Regions from separate parts of the Homo sapiens genome. Here region 1 is linked to region 2. The links are chromatin loops, found by intact Hi-C in ENCODE. Cell type or tissue: heart left ventricle. All regions are shown on one strand. Links, peaks and the distances in the headings refer to the core of each region. The heading gives the core; the rest is flanking DNA.

What was found. Hi-C counts contacts between places; a loop is a spot of excess contacts. Peaks named below come from ENCODE experiments on the same cell type or tissue, not always from the same donor. Only the 100,000 strongest peaks of a DNase experiment are listed, where the experiment ranks them.
Region 1: a loop joins it to region 2, with 6 times the contacts of the local background. A loop is called at or near these places in 2 of 110 quality-filtered maps.

Annotation. Positions count from the first base shown.
Region 1 is chr17:1,241,235-1,251,899 of GRCh38, reverse strand. No RefSeq gene overlaps it. Among named protein-coding and RNA genes, the nearest start is that of BHLHA9, 24 kb to the left of the region's middle. In heart left ventricle, for the core only: no CTCF peak of the experiment used is centred there; no DNase peak of the experiment used is centred there.
Region 2 is chr17:1,293,630-1,305,717 of GRCh38, reverse strand. TRARG1 (trafficking regulator of GLUT4 (SLC2A4) 1 (gene/pseudogene)) reads right to left here. Exons shown (of 3, transcript NM_172367.3): 2 at 10,095-10,227; 3 at 4,740-7,467. The coding sequence ends at 7,454. Among named protein-coding and RNA genes, the nearest start is that of TRARG1, 20 kb to the right of the region's middle. RefSeq lists an enhancer at 6,316-6,910. In heart left ventricle, for the core only: no CTCF peak of the experiment used is centred there; a DNase peak (open chromatin) is centred at 10,212; H3K27me3 peaks cover 303 bases.

The DNA of each region.
Region 1 (10,665 bases), core at 4,407-9,406, 51 kb after region 2:
AGGTAGGGAGGATGGTTGAGGGGCGGTGGGGTTGGAGCAGGGCAGTGTGGTGGGGAGTGGGTCAGCCTTGGTAGATTTGCCTCTGGGGGTTTAGTTTCTGCCTTTTGGAGGAACAAGGAGAGGCTAATATTCTCTCTCTCTCTTTTTTTTTTTTGAGTCTTGCTCTGTCGCCCAGGCTGGAGTGCAACAGCGAGATCTCAGCTCACTGCAACCTCCGCCTCCCGGGTTCAAGTGATTCTCGTGCCTCAGCCTCCCGAGTAGCTGGGACTACAGCGTGCACCCACTCCCGGCTAATTTTTGTATTTCTAGTAGAGATGGGGTTTCAACATGTTGGCCAGGCTGGTCTCGAACTCTTGACCTCGTGATCCACCTGTCTCGGCCTCCCAAAGTGCTGGGATTACAGGCGTGAGCCATGGTGCCTGGCCGGCAGTGATCTTGATCCCCACCCTCTTCCCCAGGGTTGGGGTGCGGGGGTGAGTTCCAATTCAGATGTCTTCCATCTTCTCTTATTTTGAAGCCCCTTCCTTTGAAAACAGGACACTTTGCAAAGGTCACTTGTAACCAGAGGCTTTCTGGTTGTGTGTTAAGGGTTTTTCTGAGTGAGCTTTCCCAGAAGGGGAGATGAGAAAATAGCCTATTAATAAATAGCACGTTGTTCTAAAAGAGTTAGGGGCTTCTGGCCAGGCGTGGTGACTCACACCTGTAATCCCAGCACTTTGGGAGGCCGAGACAGCTGGATCACGAGGTCAGGAGATCGAGACCATCCTGGCTAACACAGTGAAACTCTGTGTCTACTAAATATACAAAAAATTAGCCCGGCGTGGTGGCGGACGCCTGTAGTCCCAGCTACTCGGGAGGCGGAGGCAGGAGAATGGGGTGAACCTGGAAGGCGGAGCTTGCAGTGAGCCGAGATGGCGCCACTGCACCCAGCCTGGGAGACAGAGCGAGACCCTGTCTTAAAAAAAAAAAAAAAAAAAGAGTTAGAGGCTTCTGTTGTTATTGGGGAATTGTTTGTTTGTTTTGATTTTGCAAAACCTGAGTGTGGATCTGATGCTCCGCCTCCCCATCTTGCCTTCATCCTTATGCTTAACAATCCCATTTACTCCACTCTAGGAGTAATCAAAGATGTACAACCCTCTGCCTGTGGGGGAGAACAGCACAGATAAGAAGCGCAGAATCGGGAATTGTTTTCTGATGAGCAAATGTCAAATTTTATCGATGAGCTTTGGGGATGAGAGAAAGGGTTATCATGATAGCCTGAAGCAACTTAGATTCATTGCTCTGGATCTCTGATGGCAGAATACATGTTTGGGAAGTGATTCCACACGCAAATTTTGGTCTCTGAAAAAGGCTAGAGCAAGAAATAAATACAAGAAAAGGCATTAAAGCTTTTTACTCCAGTAACAACAAAAACCAAAAATTTAATTTTTGTAATTTCATGTTATTGAAAATCTACTCCAACTACATGTTTTGTTATTTTTTAAGCACATAATTGCTGCAGCGGCAGCTGTGTGCACTGGAGGGAATGGAATTCCGTCTGTCGTTCACGTGACTTTTCTTCCCCTCCACAGCCCCCAGCAAGGGTCCCCATGATCTTCCCTCCACAGCACCCAGCAAGGGTCCCCATGATCTTCCCTCCACAGCCCCCAGCAAGGGTCCCCATGATCTTCCCTCCACAGCCCCCAGCAAGGGTCCCCATGATCTTCCCTCCACAGCCCCCAGCAAGGGTCCCCATGATCTTCCCTCCACAGCCCCCAGCAAGGGTCCCCATGATCTTCCCTCCACAGCCCCCAGCAAGGGTCCCCATGATCTTCCCTCCACAGCCCCCAGCAAGGGTCCCCATGATCTTCCCTCCACAGTCCCCAGCAAGGGTCCCCATGATCTTCCCTCCACAGTCCCCAGCAAGGGTCCCCATGAACACAATTAAAACCACTGCACTAGGGGCCGGGCGCGGGGGCTCACGCCTGTAATCCCAGCACTTTGGGAGGCCGAGGCAGGTAGATCACGAAGTCAGGAGATCGAGACCATCCTGGCTAATACGGTAAAACCCCGTCTCTACTAAAAATACAAAAATTAGCCAGGCGTGGTGGCGGGCACCTGTAGTCCCAGCCACTTGGGAGGCTGAGGCAGGAGAATCGCTTAAATCCAGGAGGCGGAGCTTGCAGCGAGCGGAGATCACGCCACTGTACTCCAGTGTGGGCGACAATGCAAAATACAGTCTCAAACACACACACAAAAAAAGATGGGAATTCTACCAAACCTTTCAAGAGAAGATAATACCAGGGCTATTTAAATTGTTCCAAACTATAGGAAAAGAAGAAAAACTTCCAAAATCTTTTAAAAGGATGAGCACAAGACTGGTACCAAACCCAGGAAAGATTCCCCTAAAAATATAAATGTAGAAATATCTCAGGCATTAACATTAATGCAAAAAGTACACATTCAATATTAGTAAACGGAATATAGCATATTTATTTATTTATTATTTTATTTTATTATTTTTTTGAGACTGAGTCTCGCTCTGTTGTCCAGGCTGGAGTGCCGTGGCACGATCTCGGCTCACTGCAACCTCCACCTCCTGGGTTCAAGTGATTCTTCTGCCTCAGCCTCCCATGTAGCTGGGATTACAGGCGCCCGCCACCATACCCTGTTAATGTTTGTATTTTTAGTAGAGATGGGGTTTCACCATGTTGGCCAGGCTGGTCTTGAACTCCTGACTTCAGGTGATCTGCCCACCTCAGCCTCTCAAAGTGCTGGGATTACAGGTGTGAGTCACCATGCCCGGTCTAATTTTTTTTTGAGATGGAGTCTCGCTCTCGCTGTGTCGCCCAGGCTGGAGTGCAGTGGCGAGATCTTGGCTCACCGCAACCTCTGCCTCCTAGGTTCAAGTGATTCTCCTGCCTCAGCCTCCTGAGTAGTTGAGACTACAAGTCTGTGCCACCACACTTGGCTAATTTTTGTATTATTAGTAGAGACGGGGTTTTACCATATTGGCCAGGCTGGTCTTGAACTCCTGATCTTGTGATCTGCCCGCCTTGGCCTCCCAAAGCCGGGATTACAGGTGTGAGCCACCATGCCCGGCTAGCCTAATTTTTTTTTTTTTTAGATGAGGTCTCACTCTGTCACCCAGGTTGGAGGACAGCAAGGTGATCTTGGCTCACTGCAACCTTTGCCTCCTAGGCTCAAGCGATCCTCTCACCTCAGCCTCCCAAGTAGCTGGGACTAGGGGAGTGTGCCGCCACCCCTGGCCTGCATATTTAAGTTAACATATCATGGCTGGGCGTGGTGGCTCACACCTGTAATCCCAGCACTTTGGGAGGCCGAGGCGGGTGGATCATCTGAGGTCAGGAGTTAGGGACCAGCCTGGCCAACATGATGAAACTCCATCTCTACTAAAAATACAAAAAATTAGCGTAAGCCTGTAATCCCAGCTACTTGGGAGGCTGAAGCAGGAGAATCACTTGAACCCAGGAGGTGGAGGCTGTAGTGAGCTGAGATTGCACCATTGCACTCCAGCCTGGGCAACAAGAGTGAAACTCCGTCTCACACACACAAAAAAATAATAAAATTAACATGTTATGACCATGTGGTGTTTATTCTGAGAGAATTCAAGGATGGTTCATCACATGAAACTTTACCACAATAACCCAGAAATTCCTCTTCTGGTACTAGCGGATTAGATAATTTAGGACAATTCTTTCCTTGAAGAGAAATTTAAATACTGGACAGAATAACAAAAACACTATCCAAAGCCTCAAAGAGTTAACAGGATAAGGATCAGTTACTGGAGATGTTAGAAATGAAGATTGATGGGCTGGGCGCGGTGGCTCACGCCTGTAATCCCAGCACTTTGGGAGGTGGAGGCGGATGGATCACGAGGTCGGGAGATCGAGACCATCCTGGCTAACATGGTGAAACCCCGTCTCTACTAAAAATACAAAAAATAGCCCTCTCCCTCTCCCTCTCCCTCTTTCTCCCTCTCCCTCTCCCCACGGTCTCCCTCTCCCTCTCTTTCCACGGTCTCCCTCTGATGCCGAACCGAAGCTGGACTGTACTGCTGCCGTCTGGGCTCACTGCAACCTCCCTGCCTGATTCTCCTGCCTCAGCCTGCCGAGTGCCTGCGATTGCAGGCGCGCGCCGCCACGCCTGACTGGTTTTCGTATTTTTTTGGTGGAGACGGGGTTTCGCTGTGTTGGCGGGGCTGGTCTCCAGCTCCTAGCCGCGAATGATCCGCCAGCCTCGGCTTCCCGAGGTGCCGGGATTGCGGACGGAGTCTCGTTCACTCAGTGCTCAATGGTGCCCAGGCTGGAGTGCAGTAGCGTGATCTCGGCCCGCTACAACCTCCACCTCCCAGCCGCCTGCCTTGGCCTCCCAAAGTGCCGAGATTGCAGCCTCTGCCCGGCCGCCACCCCGTCTGGGATGTGAGGAGCATCTCTGCCTGGCCGCCCATCATCTGGGATGTGAGGAGCCCCTCTGCCTGGCTGCCCAGTCTGGAAAGTGAGGAACGTCTCTGCCCGGCCGCCATCCCATCTAGGAAGTGAGGAGCGTCTCTGCCCGGCCACCCATTGTCTGAGATGTGGGGGCGCCTCTGCCCCGCCACCCCGTCTGGGATGTGAGGAGCGTCTCCGCCCGGCAGCCACCCCATCCGGGAGGTGAGGGGCGCCTCTGCCTGGCCGCCCCTACTGGGAAGTGAGGAGCCCCTCTGCCCGGCCAGCCGCCCCATCCGGGAGGGAGGTGGGGGGTCAGCCCCCCCGCCCGGCCAGCCCCCCCATCCGGGAAGTGAGGGGCGCCTCTGCCCGGCCGCCCCTACTGGGAAGTGAGGAGCCCCTCTGCCCGGCCACCACCCCGTCTGGGAGGTGTGCCCAGCGGCTCATTGAGAACGGGCCATGATGACAGTGGCAGTTTTGTGGAATAGAAAGGCGGGAAAGGTGGGGAAAAGATTGAGAAATCGGATGGTTGCCGTGTCTGTGTAGAAAGAGGTAGACACGGGAGACTTTTCATTTTGTTCTGTACTAAGAAAACTTCTTCTGCCTTGGGATCCTGTTGATCTGTGACCTTACCCCCAACCCTGTGCTCTCTGAAACATGTGCTGTGTCCACTCAGGGTTAAATGGATTAAGGGCGGTGCAAGATGTGCTTTGTTAAACAGATGCTTGAAGGCAGCATGCTCGTTAAGAGTCATCACCACTCCCTAATCTCAAGTACCCAGGGACACAAACACTGCGGAAGGCCTCAGGGTCCTCTGCCTAGGAAAACCAGAGACCTTTGTTCACATGTTTATCTGCTGACCTTCCCTCCACTAGTGTCCTATGACCCTGCCAAATCCCCCTCTGCGAGAAACACCCAAGAATGATCAATTAAAAAAAAAAAAAAGAAATTGAAAAAAAAAATACAAAAAATAAAATAAAATAAAATAAAAAATCTTAGGGGGAAAAAAAGGTAAAAAAAAAAAAAAAAAAGAAATGAAGACTGATGAGCAAAGCACTCGGAATCACTTTCTCCAGAAATATTTGATGAAGGTCTAAGATGTCCTTTTTTTTTGAGACAGTCTCACTCCATCGCCCAGGCTAGAGGGCAGTGGAGAAATGATCTCGGCTCACCACAGCCTCCGCCTCCAGAGTTCAAGAGATTCTCCTGCCTCAGCCTCCCAAGTAGCTGGGATTACAGGCGTGAGCCACCATGCTTGGCTGATTTTTGTATTTTTAATAGAGACGGAGTTTCACCATGTTGTCCAGGCTGGTCTCGAGCTCCTGACCTCAGGTGATCCACCCGCCTCGGCCTCCCAAAGGGCTGGGATTACAAATGTGAGCCACTGTGCCTGGCTTTTTTTTTTTTTTTTTTTTTTGAGATAGGGTTTTACGCTGTCACCCAGGCTGGAGTGCAGTGGCATGATCACAGCTCACTGCAGCTTCGACATCCTAGGCCCAAGCGATCCTCCCACTTCAACCTCCTGAGTAGCTGGGACTACAGGCGTGCAGCACCATGCCCAGATCATTTTTCATTTTATTAGAAACTGAGATGTCGCTGGGTTGCCCAGGCTGGTCTTGAATTCTTGGGCTCAGGAAGTCCTCCTGTCTTGGCCTCCCAGAATGCTGGGCTTACAGGTGTGAGCCACCACACCCTGCCTAGTTTACTTTCTTAATATGTAGTATTGAAACAGCTGTATCAAAAAACAAAGTTAGAGCCATACTTACTGCATATGAGCAGAAATTCCAATTGGATCAAAGATTAAAATGCAAAAAAACAAAAAGAAAATATAAAAACATGATTTTATGAGTGCAGAGTAAGGCCTTTCTTACCATATCACAATATCAAAAATCCACCAAAAAGAAATCAGTAAATTTGGCTAAATAAAAAAGTCTGCAGGGAAATTGTAAAGTTCCATGGTTTGATTGTTTATTCCCTCCACAACTCATGTTGAAATTTAATTGCCATTGTAACAGTTTTTTTTTTTTTTTTGAGGAGTCTCACTCTGTTGCCCAGGCTGAAGTCCGATAGCACGATCTCAGCTCACTGCAACCTCCACCTCCTGGGTTCAAGTGATTCTCCTGCCTCAGCCTCCTGAGTAGCTGGGATGACAGGCGTGCGCCACCACGTCTGGCTAATTTTTGTATTTTTAGTAGAGATGGGGTTTCACTGTATTGGTCAGGCTAGTCTTGAACTCCTGGCGTCAGGTGATCCGCCCACCTCGGCCTCCCAAAGTGCTGGGATTACAGGTGTGAGCCACCGCACCCGGCCTGTAACAGTGTTCAACAGTGTTCGGAGGTAGGACTTTTAAGAGGTGATTAGGCCAGGAGGGCTTCACCCTTGTGTGTAGGCTTAACGCTATATCTTATAAAAGGGCTTTGCCCTCATCTGTAGTGGATTAATGCCATCATTGTATAAAAGGGTACGTCTGGGGCCCTGTTGCTGCTTGCCTCTCCGCCCTCTGCCGTGTGAGTAACACGCTCCCTCTCCCTGGATGATGAACTTACAAGGCTCTGTCTTGGAAGCAGAGATCAGGCCCTCACCTGGCACTAGGCCCGTCGCTGCTTTTTGCTTTCCAGAACTGTGCATTTCTGTTAGTTATACATGTCCCAGTCTCAGGTATTGTTACAGCAGCACAAAATGGACTAATGCAATAAGCAAAGTCAAATGATAAACGACAAGTTTGGAAAAATATTTTCAACTCATATCACAGGCAAAGAGCTAAGTTCTCTGGTATTTAAAGAATTCCTACAAATGGATAAGAAAAAGATTAACAGCCCAAGAGGAAAATGGGCAAAAGACTTAAATAGATGGGCCGGGTGCGGTGGCTTACCCTTTCATCCCAGCACTTTGGGAGGCCGAGGCGGGTGGATCACTTGAGGTCAGGAGTTTGAGACCAGCCTGGCCAACATGGCAAAACCCGGTCTCTACTAAAAATACAAAAATTAGCCAGGTGTGGTGGTGGGCGTCTGTAATCACAGCTACTCGGGAGACTGAGGCAGTAGAATCGCTTGAACCTGGGAGACAGAGGTTGCAGTGAGCCGAGATGGTGCCATTGCACTCCAGCCTGGGCGACAGAGCGAGACTGCATCTTGGGAGAAAAAAAAAAAAAAAAAAGATTTCCACAGAAAAAAGAGAAATGGCTCTTATTATGAAAACATTCTTAAGCCAGTCATAATAAGATAAATGCAAATTAAAACTATATTGATATATCATTTTCATGTGTTATACTAGTAAAATTCCAAAATTTGATATCACACTGCATGGGCCAGGGCATAAGAAAACAAGCACTCTCAGACATTGTTGGTGGGGGGGTACATTGACACCATGCCTCAAGGGCAGTTAGTATTTAGCTGGGCATGGTGGCACATGCCCAGCTACTTAGGAGACTGAGGCAGGAGAATTGCTTGAACCTGGGAGGCGGAGGTTGCAGTGAGCTGAGATCGCACCGTTGCACTCCAGCCTGGGCAACAAGAGCGAAACTCCGTCTAAAAAAAAAAAAAAAGCCTCAAACTCCTGGGCTCAAATGATCCTCCTGCCTTAGCCTTCTGAGGAGCTGGCACTACAGGTGCTGGTCTGGAACTCCTGGGCTCAAGCAATCCTCCTGCCTCGGCCTGCCATAGCGCTGGGATTATAGGCATGAGCCACCACGCCCGCAGAGAGTTCTGTGAGGGTCCTTACGTCAACCCAGAACAGACATTTTTGTTTGCCTGCTCCTTTTTTCTTGCCAACAAGGCTCTGATTTCTCATGGGGAAATTAACGCTTCCCAGGTTCTCAGCCATGTGGTTTAGGTGCAATTAACCTGCGCCCTCAGCTCCAGGGATAGATGCTAGTTGGCTTACGGCAGTGCCCCTGGCAGCAGTGATTGGTTTAAAATAGAACGAGACCATCCTGGCTAACAAGGTGAAACCCTGTCTGTACTAAAAATTCAAAAAATTAGCCGGGCACGGTGGTGCAACCTCTGCCTCCAGGGTTCAAGCGATTCTCTTGTCTCAGCCTCCTGAGTAGCTGGGATTACAGGTTCCTGCCACTGGGCCCTGCTAATTTTTATAGTTTTAGTAGAGATGGGGTTTCACCATGTTGGCCAAGACTGCGCCACTGCACTTCGGCCTGGGCAACAGAGCAAGACTCCGTCTCAAAAAAAAAAAAGAAGAGGCCGGGCGCGGTGGCTCACATCTGTAATCCCAGCACTTTGGGAGGCCGAGGCGGGTGGATCACAAGGTCAGGAGATGGAGACCATCCTGGCTAACTCGGTGAAACCCCGTCTCTACTAAACAAAATACAAAAAATTAGCCGGGCGCGGTGGCAGGTGCCTGTAGTCCCAGCTACTCGGGAGGCTGAGGCAGGAGAATGGCGTGAACGCGGGAGGCGGTGCTTGCAGTGAGCCGAGATGGCGCCACTGCACTCCAGCCTGGGCGACAGGGCGAGACTGTCTCAAAAAAAAAAAAAAAAAAAAAAGAAGAAAATAAGCCAGGTGCAATGGCTCATACCTGTAATCCCAGCACTTTGGGAGGCCAAGTAGGGTGGATCATTTGAGCCCAGGAGTTAGAGACCAGCCTGGGCAACATGGTGAAACAAACCAGAAAACCAAACTACCAAAAAAAAACCAAAAAACAAAAACTAGCAAAAAAAATTAGCCAGGCTCGGTGTTGCACATCTGAAGTCCCAGCTACTAGGGAGGCTGAGGTGGGAGGGTCCCTTGAACCCAGGAGGTTGAGGCTGCAGTGAGCAGTGAGTGAGCCACTGTACTCCAGCCTGGGCGACAGATTGAAACTGTCTCAAAATAAATAAATTGGGGGCTGGGCATGGTGGCTCACACTTATAATCCCAGCACTTTGGGATGCTGAAGCAGGAGGATCACTTGAAGCAAGGGGTTCGACACCAGCCTGGGCAACATAGCAAGACCTTGTCTCTACAAAAAATAAAAAATTAGCCAAAGCAAGTCTCTCTGTCAGTCTCTCTCTCTCTCTCTCTGTCTCTCTCTTTAAGTTCCAGTTGGAGAACTACCAAAGTGGACCTAGTTCCCCCAGGGAGAGGTGCCAGAATCGAGAGAGATGTTCATTTTTTTTTTTTTTTTTTGAGATGGAGTCTCGCTCTGTCACCCCGGCCGAGATGTTCATTTTTTATCTTATATAATTCTGGATTCTTCCAGTTTTCTTTCACAAGCCCTTATTGCTTTTGTAATTTAGAAAATGTGGAAAACAGAAGTTGCACATGAGACCTTTGCTTGCTTGTTTCTAGAAAGAGAGGCGTGGAATTGGCAGAGCCCTGGCAGCGTGATGAGGAAACAGACCCCATTCTGCAGTAATTAGAAAACGTCATGATACAATGCCACGTGAAGCACACACCAGCACCTGGCAAAACGCTCAACCTGGATCAAATTACTGGGAAACATCAGATGGGTCCAGATTACGCAGGACACTCTCCATGACGACTGGCCTGGAATCCTCAAAAACAGCAATGCTGTGAAAGACATAAATAAAACAGAAAAAAAGGTAGGAGGGCCAGGCGCAGCGGCTCACGCCTGTAATCCCAGCACTTTGGGAGGCTGAGGCAGGTGGATCACGAGGTCAGGAGTTCAAGACCAGCCTGGCCAAAATGGTGAAACTCTGTCTCTACTAAAAATACAAAAAATTAGCCAGGTGTGGTGGCACATGCCTGTAATCCCAGCTACTCAGGAGGCTGAGGCAAGAGAATCACTTGAACCCAGGAGGCGGAGGTTTCAGTGAGCCAAGACTGAGCCATTGCACTCCAGCCTGGGCGACAGAGCGAGACTCCATCTCAAAGAACAACAACAAAAACCAGGCACAGTAGCTCACGCCTGTAATCCCAGCACTTTGGGAGGCCAAGGTGGGCAGATCACGAGGTCAGGGGTTCGAGACCAGCCTGACAAACATGGTGAAACTCCATCCCTACTAAAAATACAAAAATTAGCCGAGTGTGGTGGCGCACACCTGTAGTCCCAGCTACTTGGGAGGCTGAGGCAGGAGAATTGCTTGAACCCAGGAGACAGAGGCTGCAGTGAGCCGAGATTGTGCCACTGCACTCCAGCCTGGCCAACAGAGCAAGACTCTGTCTCAAAAAAAAAAAAAAAGGTCCAATAGCTAGAATATATGAAAACTCTTACAACTCAACAATAGAAAGGCAAACAGTGCAACTAAAAATTGGGTTAGGAATTTGAATAGACAGTTTTCTAAA
Region 2 (12,088 bases), core at 7,089-12,088:
TCCCAGCACTTAGGGAGGCTGAGGCGGGTGGATCACTTGAGGTTAGGAGTTTGAGACCAGCCTGGCCAACATGGTGAAACCCCGTCTCTAGTAAAAATACAAAAAAAAAAAATTAGCCGGGTGTGGTGCAGAAGCCTGTAGTCCCAGCTACTCGGGAGGTTGAAGCAGGGGAATCGCTTGAACCTGGGAGGCAGAGGTTGCAGTGAGCTGAGATCATACCGCTGCACTCCAGCCTGGCGATAGAGTGAGACTCTTTCTCAAAAAGAAAAAAAAAAGATGTTTAAGGATTCAGCATTTGAACTCCGGCTGCCTGACTCTGAGTCCCAGATGGCCAGGAGCACAGTGAGGATGGCCAGCCTGGTCCAGGGGCTGCAGGCAGCTCCATCCTGATGACATGGGTCGTTGCAATTCCAAAGCTGTGGGGCCTTTCCTGGGCCTGCCTTGTGGGCAGGAGGAGAAGCTTGAGATTCCGTACAGCCTCCCCCACAGAAGCACAGTAAGCAAAGAGGAGCCAACCCTGAGGGGCGAGGCGGGGAGGAGCTGGGCTGCACCTCGGCTCGCAATCTTCTGTGCTTCCTCGCTCTGATTAATTATTCATACCCACGACCAGGCAGCAGATCAATAATGCAGGAGCAGAAGCCCTGGCTGCCCCGCTTCCAGCTGACCGGCTGTGCTGCCACCTCCGGGAAAGGACCCCAACAAGGCGTAGCGGGCAGGTCTGCCCAGGACGGCCTCGCAGACTGTGCCCTGCTCAGGCAGTGCCCAGGACCTCTGAAATCCAACTACCCTCAGCACACCAGGCTGGGCGTCCAGCCGCAAACATCCCAGGAAGGGGAGGCGTTTGCAGTTTTCATGTTTTTGTCTGTATAGGAGGGCCCACTTTGCAGTCAGCACAAAGGCAGCATATGAACCTGGGCCAACTCCGGGAGCAGGAATTCCTGCCCCAGGACAGGGGTGCAAGAGGCCTCACAGCTTCCCAGGGTCCCTGCCCCCTCCTGCTTCCTCCAGGCCTAGAGTCTGGGGATGGAGACCAGGGAGAACCCAGGGTGTTGATTTTGGTTGTGAGTAGAAGTTTCCATCCAAGCAGCTCTGAGACACCCACTTGGCTCTCCTTCAACCCTGGGAAGGTTCTAGAAGGTCCAACATCCCCCAGAATTGCACTTTTGGGCCACGCCCACCCTGCCCTTCCAACTTCCTCCCCCCCACACAAAGGTGGTCTTCTCCACCTGGGCCACAGCCTCACTGTGACCACGCTGGATGTGGGTGCCGGCCTCTTCTGCTGTGAGACCCCCTTCCACACTTATCTGGGGTTTCTCTTATCCTTCTCTTGGTTTCTCAGTATTGCCTAGATGTTCTCAGTTTGTTACAATAAATTCTAGGATGAAGAAAGAAAGGAAGAGAGGGAGGGAGACAGAGGGATGGAGGATTATTCTTTTAGAGGTGAGATAAAGGCCCCACTGGCAGGTTTCAAGCCTGTAAGTGCCTCTCAGCTCCGTGGCTCTGCCTTTCTGGGACTGCAGGAAAGCCGGCCGGCCCCAAGGAACGCTGAGAGTGGAAGCTGCCTCAGGCATCTGATCAGAGCTGGTCCAACTTTCTTTCCTTCTTTCTTTCTTTCATTTTTGAGACAGACTCTTGCTCTGTCACCCAGGCTGGAGTGCAATGGTGCGATCTCAGCTCACTGCAACCTCTGCCTCCCGGGTTCAAGTGATTCTCCTGCCTCAGCCTCCTGAGTAGCTGGGATTACAGGCGCCTGCCACCATGCCTGGCTAATTTTTGTATTTTTAGTAGAGATGGGGTTTCACCATATTGGCCAGGCTGGTTTCGAACTCCTGACCTCGTGATCTGCCCGCCTCAGCCTCCCAAAGTGCTGGGATTACAGGGCTAGCGACTCTTCTGGCCTGGTCCAACTTTAAATTGCATACAAAGCACCTGAGGATCCTGTTAAAGGGCTGATTCTGATTGATAAGGCTAGGGTATGGCCTGAGCTTTCTGACAGCTCCAGGTGATGCCCATGCTGATGGTCCGGGGACCACACTTTGAGTAGCAAAAGCCTCTAGAGTCCAGACCGGTGGGGCCCAGGCTTGAGTGTCCATTGGGATCACCTGGAAGGCTTTTAAAACTCTGGTGTGCAAGCTGCACCCAGACCAATTAAGCCAGATTCACTAGCAGTGGCACCCAGGTAGTAGAATATTTTTTTTTTTTGAGACAGAGTCTCACTGTGTCGCTCAGGCTGGAGTATAATGGTGCGATCTCAGCTCACTGCAACCTCCACCTCCTGAATTCAAGTGATTCTCCTGCCTCAGCCTCCCAAGTAGCTGGGATTACAGGTACCCTCCACCATGCCCGGCTAATTTTTGTATTTTTAGTAGAAGACGGGGTTTTGCCATGTTGGCCAGGCTAATCTCGAACCCCTGACCATCCGCTCGCCTCGGCCTCCCAAAGTGCTGGCATTGCAGGTGTGAGCCACTGTGCCTGGCCGGTAGTAGGATTTTTTAAACATCTCAGGTGATTCCAGTGTGGCCAGGCCTGAAAAGCCTGCTCCAGACTGAGTCCCTCCTTTACACAGGGAGACTGAGGTTCAGAGGGAGGCCGTGGGCTGCCGGAGGTCACACAGCCAATGCCTGAAAGGCCTGGGACGGGGCCAGGTGCTCCTGGTTCCTGGACACAGGGGGCCGTCTCCTCTTTTGCATCAAGGAACGGGAAGGAGGCGAGGTAGGCCTGGGGCTGGAGGAGATCAGAATGTCGCGGTCAGCCTGGGGTGCCCAGAGCCTCCCAGATTGTGGGATGGGAGGAGCTGCCTGCTGAGCCCCAGGACGCGGCCTTCTGTGTGTCCAGCTCTCTGTCGGGCCTCCCACAGCCCATGGGCCTGCAGAGATCATGGACCTGTTTACCGACAGGGCGCCAGAGCCCCGGGTCCCAGAAGCACGTCTGTCATCGAAGCCTCCGCACGGTGAGACCCCCCTTTCCTCGTTTACTGATTGCAAAACACGTGCCCTCCTCCCAACCTGCTTTTAAACTTCTGAAATTGGTGTCCGACAAATGATCCCAAAGAAACTTCCAGGCCCCGATGCCAGGCCCCGATGCCTGCTGTGAAGGGGCGTGGACTTTCAGGCCCCCGATGCCTGCTGTAAAGGGGCCTGGCTGTCGCTGACAGAGGGTGTGTAGAAGGGTCCGGCTCACCTGAGTGTGGCTGTTGCTGACGTTACACTGGTGGCATTTCACCTTAATAATCACCTCCAGGTGGCTGGGCGCCGTGGCTCATGCCTGTAATCCCAGCACTTTGGGAGGCCGAGGCAGGTGGACCACCTGAGGTCAGGAGTTTGAGACCAGCCTGGCCAATATGGTGAAACCCCATCTCTAAAATGACAAAAATTAGCCGGTGTGGTGGCGGGCACCTATAATCCCAGCTACTTGGGAGGCTGAGGCAGGAGAATCGCTTGAACCTGGGAAGGCAGAGGTTGCAGTGAGCCGAGATCACGCCACTGCACTCCAGCCTGGACAACGAGAGCGAAACTCTGTCTCAAAAAACAAAACAAAACAAAAGTGTGTAAGGACACATGTACATCATATTTTTCAGTTCAATCAATGTTCGTTTTGAAGCTTGTCAGCTTCAACATATTGGTCAGGCTGGTCTCAAACTGGTGGCCTCAGGTGATCCGCCCGCCTCAGCCTCCCAAAGTGCTGGGAGCAGTTACAGGGTGTGGAAACAGTCAGCTCCCTTGGCAGAGCCCGCAGGCTTTTATGGTCTGGAGAGGCCCCTGTCACCGAGGCACGCTTCTCAAGGACTGTCCTGCTCTACTGGCTCCTGACTGTATGACCTTGGCTAAGCCCCTGGATCGCCTGAGTTTTATTTCTTCCCAGGAAAATGGGAGGATCCCTCGTGGAAGTGTTGTGAGGATTAAATGAGGTAATTCCAGCGGAGCAGGGAGCCCCGCGCCTGGCACACAGGAAGCGGCGCCGTGGCCTCCAGTCTGGATGGAAGGAGCTTCCGCTCACAGGGATCCTGCAACCTGGGAGGCTCCTGGTTGCTGGGGCCCCTCCCTCCCTCCTTCTACAGACTTGTCCTCAGCACCTGCTACGTGCCAGGCTCTGTACTGAACCCTGGGGACGCAGACACTTAGGGCAGGCTTCCTGGACCATGTGACTCCGACCTAAAGAAAACGCTCTAGGAAGGCAGAGAGTTGGTTGTTGGGGGTGGCAGTGAGTGTCCCAGTAGTGAGGCCAGCAGGGTGGGGAACCTGGTGGTCTAGGGACTGTCCCAGGAGGTCTGGGAGCCAGGAGCAGGAACATGGCTCAGCTCACTGCAGCTCCAACTTCTCTGACTCAAGTGATCTTCCCACCTCAGCTTCCTGAGTAGCTGGGACCTCAGGCGTGCAGCACCACGCCTGGCTGATTTTTAAATGTTTTCTAGAGACAGAGTCTCCTCATGTTGCAGGCTGGTCTCGAACTCTTGCCTGCCCTCTTCTCTCCAGGCCTGAGATCTATGCAGAAAGGACTGAAGGGAGATGAGACTGGCATTACCACTTATTTTACAGTTGGACAAACTGAGTCCCGGAGTGGACAAGTGACTTGCCCAGAGGAACGCCTTGAGTTGGCCACGGAGCCCCGATGTGCCAGGTTCCCAGTGCGCAGCCTCAGCCTGACCCTGGGGCCACAGGCGGAGTGGACTGCTCACCCCCGGATTGTTTGGAACCCCCTTGACCCCAGCAGCACAAACACACAGGCCAGAGGCGAGCACGTACATTCAGGTTTATTTATTTCCATGCTAAGACACACAGCGGCGTCACTGGTGTAGATGGTGAAGGCAGTGTGGGGTGGGTCTTGCTACTCCCTGTGGGACACAGGGAGAGGCTGGGTTAGTGCGTTAAGCCGGGCCACTGTGTTCATGCAGGTGGCGGCTAGAACCAAGATGGAGCCGGGACAGCAGGGCCACTGACCCCTCTGGCCTCCAGGCGGCGTGGGGCACGGGCTGTGGGGACCCTCCGTCCAGGTCCCCTGGTGTCCAGAATGGCTTTCTCCTCCAGGGCCCAAGCCCTTCTCCTGCTCTGTGCTCTGCGGGCCTCCGCCTCCTACACACACCTCGGGGGCCTCTGAGCTCTGTCCCTGGTGCCCTAGGAAACTCTCAAGTTATCCTCGCCTGCCTGGAAGAGCGCCCTGGCTGTGCTGTGCCCATTCCAGGGGCATCTGCAGTGGCTTCCCCTAAGCGGTGGCTGTGGCTGTCCTGGGTTCTGAGTGTGAACAAGCGTGTGTGTGTGTGTGTGTGTGTGTAGGAGTGCACGGCAGAGCCTATTTGTGTGGGTGTGAGAAGGTCTGGGCATGTGTGGCACTCCGAGGGCACCTAGAGTCCCTTCGGGTGTCATGTTCCTCCCGTGACAATCCCTCAACCATCGGTTCGTTTCTGTCCTCTCCCTGGGTTGCTGAGGCTGAGGACCCCGGGGGCCTGCCGGGAAAACGCCCACTCATCATCCCTCCTTCCAGAGCCAGAGCCTGTGCGTGGCCAGTTCCATCGACCTCGCCTCTCCCCTGTGTGACGTGACTTCACGAGGGACAGAAATACTCCGTGCTCACACCCTCCCCCAGCAAACAGGAGCATCTGTTTTGGTCTCAAAGATCCCATAAAGCAAACCCAACCAGTCCCTTCTGTATGAGCAGGAGAGGCTGGAGTTTATTCCCCAGGTGGGGACTGACGTAGGAACACCAGCCCCAAAGGACCAGCCCGGGCCCCCTGAGCCCTGCACCCCTGCCCTCTAGCAGTCACACGGGCTGTGGAAGGCTCAGAGCTCCAGCTGTGCATAGACCCAGGGCCCCTCCCTGTAGACAGAACCTCTGTACTGACCTGCTCTTCCCTTCCCCGGGCCTCTGAGGAGGGTGGGGAGGCGAACAAGGGCCTGGAGAGGAGGCAGGAGGGTCCTGATGGGACAAAGGATGCTGACTTCAACAGCTTTGGGCCACTCTGGGTGTGGCTGGGAGCCCTTCCCATGAAGGCATTGACTCTGGCTGTGAGGTGGGGCTGCCCAGGGCAGGAAAGCCTGGAGGTCTCCAGGGCCTGGGAGCTGCGGTCAGGAGGGTGGGCGGGGGCAGGAGAGGTGCCTGTGGCTGGAGCCTGGGCCAGGGAGAAGTGTAGGGAAAATCATGGGCCTGGAACGAAGGAAGAGGCCGAGGGCCCCACTTGGCTCCTTTCGGGGGTCCCATTAGGTCCTAAGATGAGAGGCCGTGGCGTCCAGGCCCCAGGCTCTGTACATGCAAGTGTATTCCCAAACCTGGTCCCCCGACTCTCCTGCAGACGGGGTCCTTCAGCTGAGCCCTTCCCTCGGTCTCAGGACGGTCAAACAACAGACCCCCATAAAAACTCTCTGACCCACGCCCTTGCAGGTGGCGCAAACGCCCCTGACAGCCTGGGACCCTTTGGGAAGTCCCCCCAGGGGTGGTCCCAAAGCCTCCTCCAGGGAAGGCCTCTGCTGTTTGTGGATGGCCAGGGGCCCAGGGCCAAGCACAGAGCATAGGGCTGGGCTGGAAGCCTGAAACTACCTAAGCAGCACCAGACGGAGCCCCAAGCTTGCACCCCAGGCCATCGCGGGGGCCACGGCAGGACGAGAGCTCAGACCTCGGCCCTCCCCGCTGGCTGACCTTGGCCAGGTCTGGTCCCAGGCTACAGCAGAAGTAGGAGGAAGAGGCAGACTGGCTTGTCCTGGGAGACATCCTGGGACCAGAGTCCTCGAGAGATGCTTCCGAAGCTGACAGGTGTGGGAAGAGGCGTGCGGGTCCTGCCATCCTGGTACCTGTCTTCACAGACACGCCTCTCGGCGCCACCACCTTGCAGCGGAGGATGTTAAGTGAGGCAGTTGCCTCCTTCCCGGGAGCTGCACCCCCCACAGGTGCCTGCCGGGGGAGGTCCCAGGCCTGTGCTGAGCACAGCTCCGCCTCTGCGCTCGGGGCCCTGGCTGGGATCACCGCGGGCGTGTGGCACGAAGCATGCAAACAGTCCATTCTTTCCCCGCTTGAGGAAAACACAAAAGATGGGGCCCCACGTCTTTGCTCCGAGTCCACAGACAGGAAGGAGCTCTGCTGCGTCTCTCCCCGCCAGCGTGTGTCTCGTTTGTGGGGCTGGGTTTTTTCCTCATTCATCCTGGCAGTTTTCGCTGCTTGGTGGAACCCAGGAAATTGTGGGAATGAGAAACAAGCCAGACTGCTGGGGTTGAGATCCCAGGACGCGTCCGGGAGAGTAAACCACGTTACCCATTGGGTTCGCTGTGCTTTCCTTCCTCGCTCCAGGCTTTCTTGTCAGATGGGGGCTGACAGTGGGTGACTGGGGGGTTTCCCTTTGAGTCTGTGCTTTTGGAACTTGGGGACAGGGGATGCTTGACAGTCAGCACCCTGGCCTCCCGCGGTGTGCAGGTCAGAGCTCTCCCGATGGCCAGGGCCGGCCTCTGCTAGCCCAGCTCCCTGCTTAAGTTTATTTCTTCTGAACTGTAAAGAAAAAAAACAGATATGGCAGAACAGGGCTCAGAACACTGGCTCTTCAAGTCCCTGACTGGAGGATTTGGGTTTCTGGTTCCCAGTGGGAAGTGGTAATAGGGATAAGGGGAGAAGGCTAAGGCTTGGGAACCTCTTTGGTTTGGAGCTCTTGGAGTAACTGAACTCCTGCCAGTAAGAGGACTGTGGCCTCAGTGACTGGCTCAGGTGGCACTGGGTCAGAGGTGGGCATGCAACCCTAGCTGAGCCAATCTGAATCAGTCCTGAGACTTTTGCTATCTAACTGTTGAGACTTCTTTCCCTGCTTAGTTACTGGACTGATTAAAATGTGCACCACTCTGGTCGGCTGCGGCAGCTCACGCCTGTCATCCCAGCACTTTGGGAGGCAGAGGCGGGCAGATCACCTGAGGTCAGGAGTTCGAGGCCAGCCTGACCAACGTGGTGAAACCCTATCGCTACTACAAATAACAAAAATTAACCGGGCGTGGTGGCACGTGCCTGTATTCCCAGCTACTCAGGAGGCTGAGGCAGGAGATTCGCTTGAACCTGGGAGACAGAGGTTGCAGTGAGCCGAGATTGTGCCATTGCACTCTAGCCTGGGCGACAGAGCAAGACTCTGTCTGGGGAAAAAAAAAAAAAAAAAAAAAAAAAAGTCCTGGCTAAAATAACAAGCAGCAGCAGGATGGAGACCAAGGCGTCATTTGGTGAGACGGAGGCTAATGTCCTGGGCTGGTGGGCTCCTGCCTTGCATGTACCTGCATGTCAATCAGACTCACTCATGGAGGAAACTGTCACACACGCTCCAATTCACACAGTGAGAAAGTGTGGGACCTGGATTCTGAAGCTGGGCACGCTGATTCCAAACCCGAACGCTTCCCTCTCCTAAGTGGCCAAGGTTGCTGGCGGCCCCACAGCTGAACCCCAGGCTTTCGGTCCCAAGCTCAAGTTGGGCACCCCACACTCTAGACCAGTGCCTCCCAACGTTGACGGTTGGGCTGGGAGTCTTATTAAAGTCCAGATTCCAATCCGGTTCAGGGATGGAGCCTGGAGTTCTGCGTTTCTGACACATTCCTCGATAATCCCGTCACAGGTCCAGGGAGCACAGTTTGAGCAGCGAGGTCTTTAGGGGAAAAGCTTAGGGTTCATTGAAATGGGCAGAGATCCTTGGGGACTTCCTGATGTACGTGTATGAAAGGAAGAAAATCGGCAGTTCAGACCCGGATGACCCCCCAAAGTCACCTCACCAAGCTGCATGGGTTTCTTGAACAGCAGAGAGTCACCTTTGAAAATGGTTCCCCTGGGCCAGGCGCGGTGGCTCATGCCTGTCATCCCAGCACTTTAGGAGGCCGAGGCTGGTGGATCACCTGAGGTCGGGAGTTCGAGACCAGCCTGGCCAACGTGATGCAACCCCATCTCTACTAAAAATACAAACTTAGCCGGGCGTGGTGGCAGGCGCCTGTAATCCCAGCACTTTGGGAGGCTGAGGCGGGAGGATCACCTGAAGTCAGGAGTTTGAGACCAGCCTGACTGATATGATGAAACCCCATCTCTACTAAAAATACAAAATCAGCTGGGTGCGGTGGTGGGCACCTGTAAGCCCAGCTACTCGAGAGGCTGAGACAGGAGAATCACTTGAACCTGGGAGGTGGAGGTTGCAGTGAGCTGAGATCATGCCACTGCAGTCCAGCCTGGGCAACAGAATGAGACTCCATCTCAAAAAAAAAAAAAGAAAGAGAAAATGGTTCCCCTGGGCTGGGCGTGGCGGCTCACACCTGTCATCCCAGCATTTTAGGCGGCCAAGGTGGGTGGATAACCTGAGGTCAGGAGTTCGAGACCAACCTGGCCAACATGATGAAACCGTCTCTACTAAAAATACAAAAATTAGTCGGGCGTGGTGGCTGGTGCCTGTAATCCCAGCTACTCAGGAGGCTGAGGCAGGAGAATCACTTGAACCCGGAAGGCGGAGGTTGCAGTGAGCCGAGATCGCACCACTGCACTCCAGCCTGGGCAACAAGAGTGAAACTCCATCTCAAAAATAAAGTTAATTAATACAAAATAATAAAAAATGTTTCCCCTGGTTGGATGACTTCACCGGGCCACCTATGGGTGCCCACAGAAGGGTCACCTACTTTTTGAATTCTACCATATGCACTGCTTGCTTCTGGGGTTCCCCGGCTGACTGCAGGGATTTTAGTGTTTACAAAGCACAGTCACGTCCTTTATCTCGGGTGATGCTCACAAAAGCCTCTGCTGGAGGCTCTTTCCTGCCACTTGATACCAGGAAACACTGAGGCTCAGCTAGTCAGGAACCGACCCTGGTCCCAGGCCCATCAGAGCTGAAGCTGGAGCTCCTGTCCTCTGACTCCGAGGCTGTGCACTTTCCACACCCTTTCCATCAGTTCACTCTCTGGGCATAAGACAAGTCTGCCAGCCCATCCCCACTCATCTGGTCCCTCCTGGGAACTGGGGCACTTTATGGACTGGGAGGATAAGGCCGGGGCCCCCACCAGCCCTTCTCCTTCCCCCAACCCACCACCTCTGCCCCTGAGGCTGGGTACACCCTTGAGCAGTCCTCACACCAGGCAAGCTGGCTTCCTCCTCTCCAAGGAGCTGGGTCTCACCTGTGAAGTTGACGGTCACGGCCACCATGATAATGACGATGCCCATGATGATGAGGGTAATGCTGAGCAGCCGAGCCAGGCGGCCCAGCCTCCGGGCGCCGTCCACGTTGCCCTGTTGCATGCTGCTTCGAGACTGCGGAGAGAGCACAGAGAGACCCCGGGAACCGGGAAGGCTGTGGGTCAGCTTCATGGGCCTCAGCAGGCAGCCCTGGGGTGGCCCTGAGCCTGGGCCTCCAGACACATCCCGTCCCCATGGCAGCCCACACTCTAGGGGAGAGGAAGAGGGCTGTCCCCGGAGAAGTGGCCAGGGCCTCTTGTGCAGACCCCTAACCACGCCTGTCCCTCACCAGCTGGGGACAGCTGGGAGCAGAACCCAGCAAAGCCTGGCACTTCTTCTCAGGGCGGTGGAGGAGGTGGCGGTGGCAGGCTAGAGACCGAGGGCCTGAGAAGGTGGACCAGGTCCAGGCCAACTGGCAAGAACAGACAGGCCAGGTGCCCCCGGACCCCAGCGCAAGCCTCAATTCTGCAGCGGCTTTGGGATCCCAAGACAGCCCCTGGGCTCTTCCTACAGCCTGACACGCTGGCCTCCTCTCCTCTGTAAGCACCCCCCACCCCTGCCTCCATAAAAAGAGACATTGTCAGCCGGGCGCAGCGGCTCATGCCTGTAATCCCAGCACTTGGAGAGGCTGAGGCGGGCAGATCATGAGGCCAGGAGTTTGCGACCAGCCTGACCAACATGGTGAAACCCCATCTCTACTAAAAATACAAAAATTAGCTGGGCGTGGTGGTGCACCCCTATAATCCCAGCTACTCAGGAGGCTGACGCAGGAGAATCGCTTGAACCCAGGAGGTGGAGGTTGCAGTGAGCCAAGATTGTGCCACTGCACCCTAGCCTGGGAGACAGCAAGACTCCGTCTCAAAAAAAAAAAAAAGAGTTTGAGACCAGTTTGGCCAATACGGTGAAACCCCGTCTCTAATAAAATACAAAAATTAGCTGGGCATGGTGGTGTGCACCTGTAGTCCCAGCTACTCAGGAGGCTGATGCAGGAGAATTGCTTGAACCCCAGAGGTGGAGGTTGCAGTGAGCCAAGATTGCGCCATTGCACTCCAGCCTGGTGACACAGTGAGACTGCCTCAAAAAAAAAAAAAAAAAAAGACACTGTCTTCACAGCCTCCATTTCCCACCCAAGAACCACATCCTCGTTCAATCAAGCCCACTTCCCGGATCACACAAAAGAATGAATGGCCTCGTGGTTGCCTGGGGAGACCAGGACTGGGTGGAGTCATGTGGCTTCACGGGGGCCTTGTTTTATGTATCACTCCTCGGTGAGCTCTGTTCTTCCTGAACCTAGTTCAACGGCTAAAACGGATGAGGGTGGGGACAGAGAGGGTCCTAGGAGGGTCCCGGGATGACTTGGTAGGAGGTGGAGCCCAAGCATCTCTAAGGGTCCTGTGTCCCTCCCTCCCTAGAACAGGCACACGCAGGAGTCCTCTGATGGTGTGGCTGATTTCAGGGCCTCAGAGAAGTCCTTGGTTACTTTATTTTCTGATTATTTGAGGCTCCTGAGTTCAACATGGAAATGCAGTTAAGTGTGATGAAGATGATGACAAAGAAGAAGACGATGATGATGATTTTACTTCATGCCAGGCAGCTTGCTAAGGACTGTACCTAGATTACCTCCTTTAGCCTCAGAATCACCCTAGGAGGTTGGCAATGCAGCCCCACCTCCCTGAGGAAGAAACTGAGTGTCAGAGCTGTGCCCCTCCCTCTCTGTGTTCTCTCTCTGCAGGTGCCCTCTTGGGGTCCTGTTCTCTTCACTGCTCAAAATTCTGACCAGCCTGCACCCAGCCCTGCACTTCCATTCCAAGCTCCGTCTGGGACAGCGTGACATCATCAAATTCAACCTGTGACATCATCAAACTCAACCCACAACATCAAACTCAACTCATGACATCATCAAACCCAGCCCATGACATCATCAAACCCAACCTGC